2 separate regions of the Homo sapiens genome follow, and region 1 is linked to region 2. Evidence: chromatin loops called from intact Hi-C (ENCODE). Cell type or tissue: heart left ventricle. All regions are shown on one strand. Links, peaks and the distances in the headings refer to the core of each region. The heading gives the core; the rest is flanking DNA.

Region 1 (9,398 bases), core at 842-8,841, 54 kb after region 2:
CCGCCCCCCCACCGCCCCCCAACCCCCAACCCCCATCTCCCAAACTGCGAGGACTTTCAAGAAAAACAAAAATCGCAATGCATTAAAAGCACCTGTAAGTTAAGTAAATCCTCTCCTGTAACATTTTCAATTCACCCTGACTTCACCAATAGTCAGGATGACCACACCCAAAAGTGGAAAAAATGGGTCAGCTACATTCCCTACAGGGACCTTCCTCGCAGGCTTCCCAAGTTTCCACCCGCCTACAATGGAGAGAAGAAAGAGGAGCAGCAGTCCTGCCCCACATCCCCAGGTGTCCAGCCTCCGTCTGCCTTCTAGGGCCTTACCTTCAAAGGTCAGCTAAACAGTGTGTATGAGTTAAGTTTTCCCATATGAACAAAAATCCCAGCATCCTAAGAAAGAGCCAATAGAGATTTACCTTCAGGACTATTATTTTAAAGTGAGATTACACTTTGCTGTTCTTCTGTCAGTTGCAAATCCCCAAACCTACTAGAATTCACTTAAAACTAATCTACAGTGTTTTCATTGGAAGAAAGCAATCAGGAAAGCTCTGAGCCACTGAGCAGCTGGGAATTTCGCTGCTGAAGGTTTGGTTTAGTCTTTATTTTTCTAGCTGCTGGCCCTGCTAACATGATTCCATGAAGGTCGCATTTAATCTTGCAGAGAAAAGCTACCTAAGCAGTTCTTAGGTAGTCTTCAGTAAAAATAAATTGCCTTGGCTCTCTGGATAAGTCTGTTGCTTCAACCCAACAATTACAGTCAAAGAGAACAAATGAAGGCAACTGTAAAATACTATACTTGATTTCAAAAGAATTTCATCGCCTAGATGTTGTGGGCTGTGTTTGTTAATAACAAAGTTATTGTTAACAAAGAACCCATGGAAAAAGTAGCAGCTTCCAAATGTTTATCTTCAGGTCATCACCAAATATAGCTTATTTATCCCTACAAGAAAGTATTAGGATCATCATTGGAACTTAAACATCAAAAGAAGAAACTGATAATATTTTTTAAAGGTCTGGATACAAAGGAGAAAAACCGAACAATTTTTCACCTTCTGGGTGTGGAACCCCTAATACAAAGTAACAAATCCTAATGCAAAGTGACAAATCCTAATGTTTATGTGTTCAATTCATATACCATTAGGTTTCTAGTACAAACTAGATCTGTGCCACCCTTCCTGAGCTGGAATTCAGCCTTTCAAGCTAACCTTTGCTTTACAGCTGAAAATCAAATAAACTAATATTTATCTAGGTCTTAAAGGTGTCAAACACCGGTGAGGAATGCAAATAAATCGGACTGGATCCTGGCTCTCAAATAACTTACCACATAGGTGATACAAATGGAAAAATTCAAATAATCTAAGATTTTCATAACAGTTCAAGAGTCTAGAATGAAACATTCATCTCATCAAGATGCAGATAGCTAACTACCCTAGGAATGGGATGTAGAGTATGCTGCTTCTATAGAAATTCAGAGCATTTCATTGTTTTAGGCTGAAGAGATCAGGTATGGTTTGTGGGGAGAGCCACAGGGAGATTCATACAGTTATGACCAAAATAACCACTCCAACTCTACTTTCCTTCAGTCCTTTCAGGACTGTACTACAACTTTCCCCTGTATTGTCTTCACACCTTGATTGATTTCCTTATGCTGCACCAACCAAGATGGTAGCCACCAGCCACATGGGTCTACCATGCCCTTGGAATGTGGCTGGGCTGAATTAAGACGTGCTATAGGTGCAAAGGACACATTGGATTTTAAATACTCAGTATGAAAAATGGATACAAAATATCTCATTAGTATTTTTACATTAACGACATACTGAAATATTTTAGATAAAATTAGTTAAATGAGATATATTATTACAATTAATTTTACCTACTTCTTTTTACTTTTCTAAGTGGCTACTAGAAAATTAAAACTATACATGTGGCTCACATTATATTTGTATTGGACAATATCGTGCATATATATATATTTTTTTTTTGATGGGCTGTGGTACGGCATTCAGCCTCTGAACTCATAATGGTCATGCCCAATCCTACTTCCGTAGCAATCCAAAAACGTCTCCATGTTCATAAAGAGAGTGAAACTATTCTAATATTTTTTCAGATAAAAATTGGAGATTTGAGGTCTTCAGTTTGAAAAGTCAGAGGTCACACTCTGATTAAGCTCTACTGTCATTCTCCAACAGGGGTCTGGTAAAGGCAGGTGTGAGGGGAAAATACAACTTCTCAGGCTTCTTTCCAGACTCCTATAAAATGCCTTCACCTCCTAACACACAGAAATGAATAGAATATAAAGGGAAAAAATGTATAGGACACGAAGATAGGGAATGCATATGATGCGAAGATAGGGACCGTTTATGACATGAAGATAGGGACCGTATAGGACATGAAGATAGGGAATGTATTGGACATGAAGATAGACAATGTACAGCATATGAAGACAGCGACCATTTAGGACATGATGATAGGGAATGTATAGGATAGGAAGATATGAAGATAGGGAATGTACAGGACATGAAGATGGGGACTATATAGGATATGAAGATGGGGACTGTTAAGAAATGAAGATAGGGAATGTATAGGATATGAAGATGGAGACTGTTCAGGACATGAAGATAAGGAATGTATAGGGTATGAAGATGGGGACCATAAAAGGTCTGAAGATAGGACCATATATGACATGAAGGTAGGGAATGTATAGGATAGGGAATGTATGGGATATGAATATAGGAGCCATATAGGATATGAAAATAGCGACTGTATAGCATATGAAGATAGGGAATGTACAGGACATGAAGATAGGGACTATACAGGACATGAAGACAGGGAATGTTCACTCTCACTTCCCCTACAAACATTTTATACTTCACTTACCATGAGAATTAGATCTGTAGCCATTTGTGTACATTAAATGCTCTTTTCCAAAAGGATAATAAAACCTCTAATCTCCTCAAGAGGACCAAATAATTTCACCTTGGTTCCCAAGGTGCTGGGAAGACGTATCTCCCTAGGCATGTGTATTTCAAAAAGCATGAAAAACAGACCTTGGAGACATCCCCAGGTTACAAGTGTCTCACATTCTGAAAGGTTAGGATAAGACCCCTGGAACCTTTTCATCCCATGTCAGGGGAGCTAAGGTGTTTGTCTGTTTGGTTTTCCTTTTTCTTCTTCTTTTTTTTTTCTCTCTCTCTCCTTTTGGGACGGGAGAGGGACAGCTGCTCTGTCCCTGTCAACAAAGTGTAGCCCACATGTACATTCCATTAGTTTTCAGTGTCACCTAAGGGTCAAGGTTTAGGGGCCTGACACAATAGTGTCACTCAGGCTGTTGCCCCAGTTGTAAATATCAACAAGGAACTCTTTTCTCCTACCCAGGGGTTTTGTGTTTCTGCAGTATTCATATGTATAAAGAATGTTAACTGTGAAGTGAAATCATATCTCAAGCCCTTCACAGTTACTGACAAAACATTATGTCCCAACCTCACCAAAAAGCCACCAATCTAAGTGTCTCCAAGTAGCCACAGCTGTCTGAGGACAAAGGCTTCCAAGAGCCTGGCCAGGAAAGCCCTGGCTCTAGAGCCTGCTCCACACATGGAGGCAGAAAGGCTCGAGAATGGCCCCGTCCATGCACAGCCTCCTCCTCGGCAGCACCCAGTGTGTTTTTCCTAACCTTACGTGGACCAGAGGTGAGGGCAGAGATGACATATTAGCACTCTCTTGAGAATATTTTTCTGGTTAAAAGGGTAATTGGTAATTGTGCTTGCTGTTTTAAATTTGGAAAATACAAAAATGTTTCAAGAAGGAAAAAAAAAGCCAAACACCCACAATTTCACCATCAAAAAGATATGTTTTCTTCCAGGTTTTTAAAAATACCCCAATATACACATATGTTTTAAAAATAAAACTAGAAGCACAATTTCATATCCTTTTTTCCCCACCCAATCAGCATAGATCATAAATATTTTCCCATCACTAAACGCTGCTCGAAAACACGAGCTTTATAAGCTACCTATAGTCTGTCTGGATGTGCCGTAATTCGTTCAAATGTGTCTCTATTGTTGGATATTTAGCTTGTTTCCAAGTTTTTACATAACAAAAGCTAATTCAATAAACATCCGTGTACATACATCTTTGTTCCCATCTCTGGTTACTTCACGTAAGTAGGTTCCAAGAAGCAGAATTTCTGGAACAGAGAGCTTAACATTTTTAAGACTTTAAGTATATAGCACCAAGGTAAATTCCAGAAAGTTTATTTCAATGTAGAATCCTGACTACAGTCACTGTGGAGTACTCAGTGCCCCACTCAGTGACCCACACTACCCACTTATGGAATTCATAGTTCAGTTTTAACTTGTCCCATCTGGTTGTTTTTTGTTTTTTGTTTTTTTTTTGAGATGAAGTCTCACGCTTGTCACCCAAGCTGGTGCGATCTCGGCTCACTGCAACCTCCGCCGCCTGGGTTCAAGCGATTCTCCTGCCTCAGCCTCCCGAGTAGCTGGGACTACAGGTGCCCGCCACCATGCCCAGCTAATTTTTGTATTTTTAGTAGAGACGGGGTTTCACCATGTTGGCCAGGCTGATCTTGAACTCCTGACCTCAGGAAATCCGCCCGCCTCGGCCTCCCAAAGTGCTGGGATTACAGGCGTGAGCCACCGCGCACGGCCAATCCCATCTGTTCTTTAGGAAAACACATTATCAGCCCATTCTATTTCCCTGATTCCATATTTACCTCCCACAATCTCAATAGCACAATTACATTGATTTATCATTACAAATTACAAATATGAATGCATTAAATTATTACATGTGCCCTGAAAATACATACATCTATTATGTATTATTTCAAGAGTTTAAAAATAAAATAAAACAGTACCAAGGAAGATCAGTACGGGGGGAGAAGGCCTAAGAGAGCTATTACCGTATTTCCGTGGTTGCCTCCAAAGGCAATTTTAGATTGAGTTTGGGGCCTCACATAGTGAGTATCAGTTTCCCCATCCCCAAACAATGCATCAACATCAGCACACTTATACATTCTGAGAAATGCACCATTAAGCAATTTTGTCATTGTGTGAACATCACAGAGTGTACTTACACAAACCTACATGGTATAACCTCCTACACACCCAGGTTTATGGTATGGCCTATGGCTTCCAGGCTGCAAACATGTACTGCAGGTTACTGTACTGAGGACCGTAGGCCACTGTAGCACAATGGCAAGTATCTGTGTATCTAAACATAGCAAAAGGTAAAAGTATGATATTATCATCTTATGGGGCCACAGTCATGTGTATGGCCCATTGATGACCTAAACGTTGTGATGCAGCAACATCACTGTACCCTAAGGTGACTTCAGCCATGTCCAAGTGACAACTACTCACAACTTCATGTTTCCTGGTGGTATAATGTCAGCAGCTGCCTAGCAGTTTTCCCATCAGCCTTTCTCATCCCCAGGATAAAAGGATCTGATCCCACAGTCAGCAGTGGAGGGTCCTCCAGTCTTTCAACTGGTCCTTGAGTTATCACTAATTGCCTAACCAACTTCACCTCACCCCTCCGATCTCTAAAACTCTTTCAGTGACATTTATGCAAAGACAGAAAATCTCCCTGCCTGATTGTCTCTTCACTCTCTCCCATTCAAGAATCCAGGAGTCACTAGTCACCTATTTTCCTTCTCATCACCCCATCCCCCAACTCTCACTTTCCACCAGCCTCCCATTGCTATCCTTTCACCCGACACACCCATCATATCTAGGTGTTAAGACACTCTTATCACCACTGTAATTTTTCTCATCTTTTCCAATAGATCTAGGGTAAAAAGGACAAAAGAATTCTTTCAAAAATAACATGGTAGATATTACTTGAAATAAAGCAATTTGTATGCAGTCCCTCCTCATCTGAAAGGTCAATCTCATGAAATGGGAAAATTGGTAGGATTCTAAGCTTAGGGGGCCAGGACAGCGTATTCTGTCTACAGAGTACTTCTTTGGATCTTCCCAAAATCTGACATTCATAAGAACAATTAAAATGTACACTCAATAAGAACAAATTAAAGTGTATACTCATCTCTCCTTTGATGGCATTAGGTGTGCGAGTATCAAATGCCTTCAGCAGATAGCAACAGTGTTAAGTATGCCCAAATGAAATTATTTATGAAAATCACACAGCAAGTAGTTAATTCTCAAAAATCGTCATTTAATGAAAACAGGACAGGCTTTTATCACACAAAATCCTAAATTAAGGTATTTTGCTGAACTAAATTAGTCTTGCCTTTGGGATAAAAATACTTAGAATCCATCATCAGAAGGAACCTCACACACCTGCTTCTCATCTGCAGCCATTCTTTGTCAACTCCGCTCTTTCTTGCTTATCAGAAGGGAATACTAAACTGATAAAGGAGTTATAAACCAAAATAGAAACAAAACAAAACCAAACGCCTAATTCTCCATGGCCTTCCTGGACAAAGAGACAAATACATAAAATAAAATAAAGTCCTTCTTGCCTCTTCAAAATGGAAAACTGGGCTGGGCGCGGTGGCTCACACCTGTAATCCGAATACTTTGGGAGGCTGAGGCGGGCAGATCACCTGAGGTCAGGAGTTCGAGACCAGCCGGCCAACATGGCGAAACCTCATCTCTACTAAAAATACAAAAATTAGCCCGGCGTGGTGGCATATGCCTGTAATCCCAGCTACTCGGGAGGCTGAGGCAGAAGAATCACTTTAACCCAGGAGGCGGAGGTTGCAGTGAGCCGAGATCACACCACTGCCCTCCAGCCCAGGAGACAAGATCGAGACTCTTTCTCAAAAAAGAAAAAAAAAGGAAAATTCAATGTATCACAAACTTAACATGAGTCCCATTTCTGTATGGCAAGCAAGGGCAAGTGGGCAGAGCCAACAGAGTGACCACAGGCCCCTGTCCGAAGTGCTTTTTAAAATGTGGAAAGAGGTTTCATCTGAGCCAAGGAAAAGATCAACTATTTGGCCCTGGGAAGAGATCCTCGATTCAGTGGCTTTCCATTTCTACTCTGGCCACACACCTGAGGGAGGCTGGGGAGCAGGGATCCAATGGTGAATAAGAGGCTCGCTATCAAGGCAGGAAGGGGAAGGAAGGGAAAGGGGGCTACAGATAGTCTCAAATCTAAAAGGTCCCGTGTAATTTCTAAAAGTCCCCTCCCCAGGTGATTTTCACAACACACACAGGTTCTGTCTCCTGAGGATGACAGAATTATCCAGCCACATTTTACAGTGAAAACTTCCAAAGGAGGAAGTGATTGGAGAACTAAAAGGCCACTCTAGGCATCTGAGTTCATGCACCTTCCACCGCAGAGCCTTGTACACAGCTGGCTGTCAAGAAATATTTAATAAACAAATGAAATAATAACACAATGTGTGCATTTAAGAAAACCATTGCATGTGTTACTACATTTAACAAAATCAATTATTCATTTAAAATAATTGCATGGGGTCCCTGGATCCCCAAGCAGACCAAGTTATTGATGGAGGGTCCCGGCTAGTTTCAGTGCCTCAGAAAGCCTAACGGGATGGTGAGTTTCTCTCACACGGAGCCGGCCAGCCTGTCCAACACACCACGGGTCTCTACCTTTGGCTATAATGAGTTCAGTGAGATTTGATGATACCAGTTTTCTCAAGGCAATCAGGAGTTCTGACTGGAAGTCATATGTGTTTCTGAGGAATAAAAATGGGCACTAGGGCCGGGTGCAGTGGCTCACGCCTATAATCCCAGCACTTTGGGATGCTGAGGAGGGAGGATCATTTGAGGCCAAGGGTTTGAGACCAGTCTGGGCAACATAGCGAGACCCCGTCTCTACACAAAAATGTATGTCGGGCTTTGGGGTGGCACATGCCTGTTGTCCCAGCTACTCAGGAGACTGAGGCAGGAGGATCACTTGTGCCCAGGAGTTTGAGCCTGTAGTGAGCTATGATCGAGCCACCGCACTCCAGCCTGGTGGACAGAGTGAGACTTTGACTCTAATAAAAGAAAAAGGATACATGAAGTCTACTTAAATAAACACAATTTGTTTCAGAGACAGTTTGTCATAAGATGGAGCTTCTGAGGGGGAAAATTATTTTTAGGGGATCTTTGAAGGTCAATGCCAAGACTTCAGGCCTGCTGCTTGCTCTGAATCCAACGAGCCTCAGACGGAGTCCCAGGGACAAAGGGGACCTGTGAGCTGTGTTTCCTGCTTGTGTGTTTTCCTTGGTACTCTATAAAAAATACTGTCTTCATGTTCAAATCTGGACCCTATATGTTATTCATCATTCTTTGTTCTTTGTTGATAAATTAAAGTTTGATGGAACTTCCTCACCCACTTTTCCATCAGTCACTCCCGCCACCAGAGCCACTCCTCAATTCAGCACACTGTGCATGAAGCTGGCATCGTGCACCGACCACTGATTACACTCAGGCCAAACACAGGGGGCCGACGGGGCAGGCAGAGACCGAAGGTCCTGACCTCCTACCCCTGTGCAGGAAGGAACATCATGTCTCATACAGATGAAAAGAAGAACTAATTTTTACTAATAATAACTGACATTTCACCGCAGTTTCGTTTATTTGCATATATTACGTATTGTAATATATGTTATAAATATATGCTATCAGTTAATATTTACTTTCATGTATGTTGTCACATATACAGTGTTGGGCACACAGTAAGCATTCAATAAATGCACATGAGCCAAGATGGTAAAGCAGGCCGGCGCAGTGGCTCATGCCTGTAATCCCAGAACTTCAGAAGGCTGAGGTGGGCAGATCACCTGAGGTCAGGAGTTCGAGACAAGCCTGGCCAGCATGCTGAAACCCCGTCTCTACTAAAAATACAAAAATTAGCCAGGCATGGTAGCGCACGCCTGCGCACACCTGTAGTCCCAACTACTCGGGAAGCTGAAGCACAGGAATTGCTTGAACCTGGAAGCAGAGGTTGCGGTGAGCTGAAAGTGTGCCACTGTACACCAGTCTGGGCAACAGAGCAAGACTCTGCCTCAAAAAAAAAAAAAAAGAAAAGAAAAAAAAGGTGGTAAAAGCAAAATACTACAATCAGCCCAGTGCACACCTGCAATGACAGATAATGAAGAAGTTGACACGAGAGTGAAGAAGATTCAGACTAAAGCACAGAGAGGCTTGGGAAGATTTTCTTATCTGACATAAAGAGGGAAAATACATTGGTCCAATCACTGTTATTTCCATATCATTTGGTCTCCATGGATACCACCTAACTTTCCTTCTGACAGGAAAAAATTCACTGACAATATCGGATTCCACTGTGAAATTTTTTTGATACTTTATATAAAAGTTATTCCATGTTTAATCTTTTATCATTATTTATATATGCTCAGAAGTAAAATCCCTCCTTGCTGGAAATTCTATGAGAAAG
Region 2 (9,398 bases), core at 847-8,846:
TTTCTTCTCCTTCCCCTTAAAGGGAAAGCAGGCTGAGGTCTTTTGGGCACTATTCCTGTGCATCTGGCCATACAGGAGAGAAGGAACATCAGAAGATGTGTCTTCATTGTAAAGAGCCTGCATCTTTACAGGGGGTGCAGCTAGCTACATCTGGAAGTTGTTCAACTGTTACGAAGGAGGGAAAACACTGCTCCTCTGAGACCTCCAATCTAAATTTGGTGCCTTGATTTTTCTCTCGCCTTTCTTTTCTTTTGCAGTATTTACCACACATGGTAACACTGCAGTTATCTGGGGGTGTCTTTGTTTACTATCTCTGTCCCTCCATGAGAAAAGAAATTGGGCCTCCTCCATCTATTTCCTGCTCCTAGTACTGAGTCTGATATACAGAAGGTGCTCAAAAATATCTGCTGAATCAGAGTGGGCCCTTTGGCAACATGTCTCTGTGCCTCAGTTTCTCTGTCTGCCAGGAAGCAGTTGCTGAGAGGACTCGCGAGGACCATCTTCCCTCTCCTTGGTTCCCGAGTTAAATAAATACTCTTTTGCCCACGTGAACCAAATAGTGAAAGACTGGGATCGCTAGCCACGAGCCGCCGGGAAACAAACATTTTTCCTGGGAGGTCACCCCAGCCTTCTTCCACGGAGGCTGACCCGTCTAAGTTCCTTTATCTGATCCTCAAAAGCCTTCGTTTCTCAGCCTTGAAATCTGGGGGCTGGAACTTGCATTCTGAGATGATTCCAAGACCTCCTCCCACTGACTATGTTATTTGAAGTTCTCTGTTTTACAAATTTTAGGCCCCAGGGGGCTGCTGGTATGTATAAAAAATGAGACGTCAAAACAGTTTACCTATGATGTTCACCGTACTATCCACTTCATTTTTTATAGTTGAAGTCAGGACCGCATACTCAGGAGAAAGATCACTTACTCCATTACTAAGCCCCAGAGATGACTCAACTGGTTCTTGCTAGGAAGAAGAAAAGAAAAAAGAATTGAGAACACTTCCTTTCCCCTCCCTTCTCTTAGCTGAAATTCTACCCTCTGCCTACTTTCTTTAATGCTAGGGTCATTCATGTTCAGCTGCCGAATACATTCATCCCCTGCTTCTTTAAACTGGCCTGTTTTAAAGCACATTTCTGCCCAGGGTGCACTGCTGGGTATTCAGCTCCTTCCATTTTCCTTCAAGGAAACGGTACCGGCCCATCTGGCTTGCCTTTAGGAAATGCTTCCACCTGCAGACAATAGCTTTGGGGCTACGCAGAGCTGCATCATTGTCTCTGTAAAATGCTGCACTGCGTGGATTCTACACTCTCCTCCTCTGAGGGGGTGCTCAAAAGAATCAATGCCTGGCTTTCACCAGGGAGGAATCATGCTACCTCTTTCATAATTATTTCTTAGGAAAAGCTCTGCCTCAGTGACTGGCCCAAGAACAGGAGCCCAGAGGACATTGTAGATGAATTCTCTGCAGATAAGTTTTGCCATGGCCTCTGGCCACCTGAGGCCCTGCATTGGATGGCTGGCTGATCACCCTGGCCTGAGTCCAGCCGGGCAACCCCACACCATGGGCTTTACATAAATGCCCTTCAGGTGGCTGAATATCTCATCCAGCCCAAGAATTCTGCACGTGCACACTAATGAAATAATGAGAACAAATTCCTTTCCCTTATTGGAGCTCTAAATGTGTGCTTTTTTTTCAAGTGCACCAGAACCCTCCACTCCCTTGTACTAAACAGCTCTGCAAAAGCCAGCCCTGAGGTGCCTGTGGACGTTCAGCTCTCAAGGTAAGTTTGCATCTGCTGCTACGATAGCAATCAAGTCAGACAAAAGCCACACAGGACAACACCCAAGGAATCCAAAGCGGAAGAGGGTAGAGAGCAGAAGGAACACAGGACTGGAAGCAGAGGATCATGCAAGTAGACGTGACTGTGCTTGGAAAAGTCAACAGTGGTCGGCTCTGAAACATGGTGGGTGTTCTCATCAGCTTATTTATACACTACTTGGAATCAATCCCCCCAAAATCCTCAAAAAGTCACTAACGGAAGGAGGGGAAATAACCTCCTCCTTCATAATCCCACCTGGCAAACTCCCACCTTAATAACATGACTTCAAAGGCATCACTCCACTGTATAGCTCGGTTTTTAAACAAACCATACACTGCCTGGTTTACCAGATGTCCCGAAGGTCCAGCGTAAGGGCAGGCCCAGAATATCCATCCCTACCAGGCACGATTTTTACTCCTTTCTCCCCCAGCATCTTGCACTCTTCTCTCTTACAAGTTCTAAATAAGAAGTCTGCCTTTTCTTGGGCCAAGCACGGTGGCTCACCCTGGAATCTCAGCACTTTGGGAGGCTGAGGCTGCAGGATCGTTTCAGCCCAGGAGTTCGAGACCAGCCTGGGCAACATAGCAAGACCCTGTCTCTACAAAAAATGAAAGCATTAGCCGGGTGTGGTGGTGCACGCCTCTTGTCCTGGATACTTGGGAGGCTGCGGTGTTGGGAGGCTCTCCTGAGCCCGGGAGTTCAAGGATGCAATGAGCTATGATCATGTCACTGCACTCCAGCCTGGGTGACAGAGCGAGAGCCTGATTCTTAAAGACAAAAAAAAAAAAAGTCTGCCCCTTCTGAAAACAAAAAACAAAAAACAAAAAAAACCCACTTGCCTGTGACCTGGGTGAGTCAGCAGGTTTTCCCTTCCTTCACAACCAAACTTCCGACCCGCTGTCTGCCTTTCCGGACTTCGCCTCTCCACCTGGGCCCCCATTAGTTCCTGTGGTCTCGCTTCCTCTCCACCTGCAGAATCAAGCTCCCAGAAGGGTCTTGAGAGCTCGGGCTTTGGAATCAGAAGGGCCTGGAGCAAAGCCTGGCACCTCCACTCCTCACTGGTTGCAGCTCCTTATTTAACCTCTGTAAGCCACCCTAGGGCACTGCGGACAGTTGTAAACTGAGGACAATAATAGGACCCACGTCATAGGGATAAGGTGAAGATTAAATGAGCTAACTACGTACATGGCACTTACTAGTAAATAAGCACTCACCATTACCAAAGGTCACCAACAAAACTGTGCTCTCCCAAATCCAATGGCCTTTTCTCAAATCCCTTCCCCCAGCCCCATATGCTGACCTCTGATGGACCATGCTATCCCTCCATGGCGGCCTGAACTGTCTGACACTGCTGCAATTCTCCATCTCTCCAACAGCAGCCTCCTTTCTCAATGGCGTCCTCAATGACCCCTGGTCAGTTTCCCCACCCCGAGTCATGCCCCACCTTTCACTAGTCCACCTCCATCTCTTCAACTCCCTCAAAAAGAACTAAGCACAGGCCTCTGAAGAAGTTACAAGAGAACTGCTCATTTGTATGGGCTTCCTTTGCTGTCTGACCTTATTTTTTTAGTCATTCTGTTTCTAGGTTTCTTATAAAAGTAATGAGGCAGTCAGGCTTGCATATATTTAAAAAGCTAAATTAATTCTGATTTCTCCATTGAAGACCTCTAAGTGTTACACATGATCTACAGTTTAATTAGTGACAAGTGATACTTTTATCACTTGAGAAAACGATGACTCAGAGACTAAATTAATTTTCCAAGATCACGCTACTTTTAGCCTGCAGAGACACCGGAACTGAACTCTGTCTTTGGTCACGAAATATGGTTCAATTCCAGGAGCTTTCTGTCTTAAGAAGCCCTTGTATCCTGCCCTAATTCCAGCGGAGACTGAGACACTCTTTTGAACACTGTTCTACTCTCTCTCCACACTTTTTTTTTTTTTTTTGACATGGGGTGTCACACTATCACCCAGGCTAGAGTGCAATGGCGTGATCTTGGCTCACTGCAACCTCCACCTCCCGGGTTCAAGAGATTCTCCTGCCTCAGCCTCCCAAGTAGCTGGGATTACAGGTGCCTGCCACCATGCCGGGCTAATTTTTTGTATTTTTAGTAGAGATGGGGTTTCACCATGTTGGCCAGGCTGGTCTCGAACCCCTGACCTCAGGTGATCTGCCCACCTCGGCCTCCCAAAGTGCTGGGATTACAGGCATGAGCCACCATGCCCAGCCTTCTACTCTCTCCATTCTTACCCTGTATCCTGCACTGACCACTTCTATAATGGCATCATATATTCCACCGATGGAGGCTAGGAGAGACTATTCCAAACACTGTGTTACTCCCCTCACCCCACTTCAAAAGAAACCCTGTCATTTCAGAGCCATCAGTGCCAATCATCTCACTGACACCGTCACTCTGGACAGACAGTACAGTCAATGGCACAGTAAAACGGAGCCAGCACCTCCCGAAACACCTCCATCCAGGGTGCAGAACAGGCCCAGGAGAGAAGGATCTTCACTAAACTGGGTCACAATTTTTGAAATGATTAGAAGTAGGAATATCTAAATCTAAGGTATATTAAAAATCCAAGGATCTCAAATGAAGAAAAGGGGTGTGGAGTTCTCTATGTAAAATAAACACAGAGATCCTGCAGGCCCTGAACACTCTTCGCCCGAAGCCTCTCCTGGACCCCCGATGCCCCACTCCTGCCCTGGCTCAACTCCTGCTTTGCTGCACCATAACCTGGCCCGGTTAATCCTGGTCAGGATTCACATCCCCTCTGTCTGCTCCCTTTCTCACTTTAGATAGAGACTCTTCTGTAAATCAAGTAACCCATAGCTTTCTTGGCTTTTAATTTTCTCCCCTTGCTCCAAAGATTAAAAAAAAAAAAAAAAAAAAAAAAGACTCTGCTTGGGTCCAGACTTCTCCACGGTGCATGAACTCCAGCAAACATTTATGTTCAAAAATCTTTGCTCTAATTGTAGAATCCAAGGATTGATCTACGTGGGTGCATGAACTCCGCCAAACATTGACGCTCAAGAACCTTTGCTATAATTACAGAATCCAAGGTTTGGTCTCTGGTTTAAGGGATTTTAAGCAAAAGCAAACTGGCACAAGAGAGAGTTCAGGGGCAGGAGCACACTTCTTTAGACCTGTAAAATAATACACCTTTAGCTGGTCTTGAAGCTACACTTGCTGAATGGGCTTGGGGACAGACCAGAGTTAGAGGACAGCAGAGGGACTCCCCTCTGCTCCGAGCCCATGCTGTCTCAACCCTGTGCTAATGCCCCTTGTCCCTGAAGTCCCATTTAATGGGCCTCCAGCCCACCTCCCACCTTCCAAAATGCTCTAACTCATCTGTGCAAAGCCAGTCTCTTTGAAGCCAGATTTAAGGACATCAAATTTAAGGACATCTCTAAGTCTCTGCTAACAGAACGTGTAGGCTGACAGCTGGACTTCACAAGCAGGTCAGGGAACTGGACCTTGGCGAGTGCACACACCCAGCACAGAGGCGCAATGCCACTGACAACAGAAGCTCTCGTAAGACAGGCTGGGGCCTCCTGCCCGGTCCCAGAACCACCTTCCTTCTGCTCCTTGCTTGGAATGAGGCCATCGTCATTCTCTTCCTCCCTTCTCTCACTGCAGCTTCCCTCTTGACTTTTTCCCTTAGCTCACTTTTCTCTGCATCTTCTCTGCGGGCCTTTGTCTGCATCTCTTAGAGAAGGCATCAGTTTCCAAAGCTACCAACGCCATTCTCAAGTAAATGACCACACATCTGCCCGTTGGGCACTCACTCAAGTGCTGTACCCTCCAACTTTCTAGCTGGCATTTACCTTCAGGGCTCTCTGTCACTTCAAAGGCAGCATGTCCAAAGCGAAACACCCTCTCCACAAAACGACCTGCATTCCCAACACTCGCTTCTGAAGGTGCAAAACGCCGGGGCCTCCTCTTTAGGCCGCTCTTATCTGCATCCTCCGTACCCTCTTCCACTTTCTGGAGAAATGTCTCCTCCCTCCATGCCAGTGGCACCAGCTACTGCCTTTCCACAGCAGTCTCTCCTGCCTCCCACTCCTTCCCATCCCGGTGAGAAAGGCCTCCCTTACATATCAATTCCCGCCTGCTCTAAGTGTGCTACAAGGAGTTCAACTGTGTCTCATTCCGTAAAACTGTCCCTCAAGCTCTTCCAACTGGGTTCGGAGCTCCCGTTCTGAGCTACCACATGGGAAGGGAGGATCCCGGGCAGGCAGAATAAGCCTGATAACCTGCTTCACCCAGGGCATCTCTCATCTTATCTGTTTTTCAAGTGAGTTGCTGGTGTGTGCTTTCATTTGATTAAAGTTTAAAAACTGAAGACCTCTTCCAACTAGTGAAGGGATCACTCCAGTAGCAGCCCTGCCAGGGAGTGTGCTGTGTTTTAATCCAGCTCAGGTCACTGTTAGAGCCAACAGCTCTATGAGAAAGAGCAGCCGAACCCCTATCTGCTTTTCTGTAACTTCTACCCATAGGTCTGTGCTCAGAACGAATACAGACCAGGCCTAATCTTTTCCAAGCGACTTTGGCAGCCCTTCCCAATTCTGTCTCCTTCATAACACTAACACTTTGATCCGGAAGCACTTTACAGTTTCAAGCATGTATGTTTCAGCTGCAAACAACCCTCCGAAGCAGGAAGTACCCATTTCTATTCGCCCCACCTACATGCCTGTATTTCCCATTGCCCTCTCACACAAACTCCTGCTCTAATTAAGCCAGTTTCCTGTCTCATCCAGGAAAGACAAACCAACTGTAATCTCCAGGCCTTCATTCCTGATGCCCCTAGTGCTGCGGAAGGACCAGTTTGACCCTGTCCACCCCTCAAGGCCTGGCTTAGGCCCCAAAGGCTACGAGGCACCCGGTGGACAAACTTGGATTCAAATCTCAGCTCTGTAAAGCAATGCAGCCTTGGGAAAATGAATCAGCTTCTCTGTGCACCCATTTCCTAAATGTATAAAAGGGAAATGACCTGCCCATCACAGGGAGAACTCAGTGAGACAAAAATCATAGCTGGGAACTTGGAATCAGCTCAAAAATATCAACTAGCACCCCTCTGTTTTAACTACTTCTATTCTTACTGTTCTTGGCCTTGTCTGAAGTCTCAGAGCAAACCGTTCCATGATATTTTCTGAAACATATACATGCACTGATGATGTAGAATCCAGGATTTCTCATTATTGTTTTTCTTTCTTTTTTGAGGTGGGGAAGGGGTCCTGCTCTGTTGCCCAGGCTGGAGCGCAGTGGTGCAATCACGGCTCACTGCAGCCTCAAACTCCTGGGCTCAAGCCATCCTCCTACACCTCAGCCTCCTGAGTAGCTGGGACAGGCATGTACCACTGTACCCAGCTGTTTTTCTTGTTCTTATTTCCTTAGATAACCAGTTACCGCCGCACAGGTGGGGCTTAGCTCAAGGAAAACATGGCTGACTGAGTTTGTAGGGATATGCTCACAAAGCGAAATGTCAGAGGATGCTGAGGCCGTTTCTGCACCTGCCACATGGCCAATGGGCCTTGGGTGTTCCAGTCTTGGGGAGACTATTTGTTGGGGGACATATAGCATGGAGATAAATCATGAGTGACCCCAAGAAAATTCTAATACTTGGCCTACATGTTGTAAACATTGTTTGCTAATTAAAACTTCAACTTGAAGATTGGGAAAAGCTTGCTTCAACAGCAAATATTCATACCTAGTTACCATATGAAAGACAAATTTCCTCAGTAGAAGAAACCTACGTAGTGTATCCAGTTACATATTTGGATAGACTAAGTAGGTTTAGTATATTTGCACAGGATATATTAACTCAGTGCTTGGGTGTTTTGATACACAATTAAAAAGTAATATATTAATAGCTAGTAATTGTCCTCTGACTTTCCAATTCCAGACGCCCTAGGGAGTTCACTTTTCAAACACTCTACAGAGACACTGAGTCCACACAATAGCTTGAACAGCCAGGAAGCACAGAACTCGGGAAGCCCACTGGCCTCTTCTGAGCTTCCCTGCTACACTGGAAAGCACAATGCAAGTAGATCTAAATTCAAAAGTAAGGCTGTGTTTAGGCCTAATGAATCACCTGCCTTCCGCTGAAGGAATCAGGTCCTTTCAAGAAAAAAGTTTCAGGTATGAATCATATCTTCACGGCACAAGGATTTCATAAAACACACTTGGCTGAGGTGGCTCTTGACCCACACGGCTGCACCTAACGGGATCTCTCACTTACTTCCCTGGGCCAGGATGGTCAAGCCCACCCAGGACCGTGCCTTCCACAACTTGCTCATTTCAGGGCCATGTGAAGACACCACCAGTGCCCATGTGGCTGTAGAGATCCCAGACAAACGGGACCACCACATGGCATGAACTACTAAGATGTACATTTCCTCGCATTGCCACATCCCTGAAAGAGGACATGCCTTTCAATCCATTACGTGTCATGGTTTCATTGCAAGCAGTTTTTCTAAGAGATACATAAAATAACAGTGCATCTTAGCATCATTGGCATCTGGCGTTCGATGGAATACAGTGGGTACATGTGAGCAAAGTGTGTTGAAAAGGCAACATCTGTTACTCCGTTCTTATTTCTCCATTAACTGCGATTATGAAATTAAATCTGCATCCTAATGGAAAACCCCTCACTCCCACCCCACATATCCTACTTATTTATACATCTATTTAGTCAACAAATGCGGATGCATCTATTCAGTTATCAAATACGTATTAGTGATCTGTTCTGGGCCAGGCACTGAGCTAGATAATGGGAAAAGAGTAGTAAATACGATTCAGTCACACTTGAAATTGTAGCAAATTCTCACACATGTGTGAGAAAGCTGTGCTTTTCTGACTAAATAACATGAATCAAAACGTAGGCCTTAAAAATACAAACTCAGCCAGGCTCACACTTGTAATTCCAACATTTTGGGAAGCCGAGGCAAGAGGATTACTTGAGGCCAGGAGTTTGAGACCAGCCTGGGCAACAGAATGAAACCTCACCTCTATAAAAGAAAATTTTTTTAAATTATCCATGCTTGGTGGCACACACCTGTAGACCCAACTACTAGAGGGAGGCTGAGGCGGGAGGATCACCTGAGCCCGGGAGGTTGGGGCTGCAGTGAGCTATGATCGCGTCACTTCACTCCAGCCTGGGTGACAGAGTAAGACCTTGTCTCAAAAAAAAAACAAAAAAAAAAAAAAACGAAAAAAAAAACTGTGAGAAACGATATGGCTAACAACTAGGTTTGTTCAATTGTAAAAAAAAAAAAATGTTTTAAGAGGTAATATAGGAGAAACATATATCCTTAAAAAATACTTAAAAGACATTCAAAAATCACATGTGGATTTTATATGGGTCTTAATTTAAGTAACAAACTACACGAATGTTATAACATGTATGAAACAACTGAAACTCTGACCACTGGCTGGATATTCACTGATATTGAGAAATTACTGTGAACTTTTTCAGGTACAGTAATGACATCATGGTATTTTTACAGAGCACTTATCTTTTAAATATATATACTGAACTATTATGGAAGAAATGCTATGAGGTTTGGAATTTGCTTC

The links. A loop is a pair of places that touch in the nucleus more often than their neighbours do. Peaks named below come from ENCODE experiments on the same cell type or tissue, not always from the same donor. Only the 100,000 strongest peaks of a DNase experiment are listed, where the experiment ranks them.
Region 1: a loop joins it to region 2, with 2.6 times the contacts of the local background. A loop is called at or near these places in 51 of 110 quality-filtered maps.

Annotation. Positions count from the first base shown.
Region 1 is chr4:184,461,682-184,471,079 of GRCh38, forward strand. All of the region lies in intron 1 of IRF2 (interferon regulatory factor 2), which reads right to left. Among named protein-coding and RNA genes, the nearest start is that of IRF2, 8.2 kb to the right of the region's middle. In heart left ventricle, for the core only: no CTCF peak of the experiment used is centred there; no DNase peak of the experiment used is centred there.
Region 2 is chr4:184,407,314-184,416,711 of GRCh38, forward strand. IRF2 (interferon regulatory factor 2) reads right to left here. Exons shown (of 9, transcript NM_002199.4): 6 at 845-962. Among named protein-coding and RNA genes, the nearest start is that of LINC02362, 30 kb to the left of the region's middle. RefSeq lists a silencer at 5,942-6,236. In heart left ventricle, for the core only: no CTCF peak of the experiment used is centred there; no DNase peak of the experiment used is centred there; H3K27ac peaks cover 3,095 bases.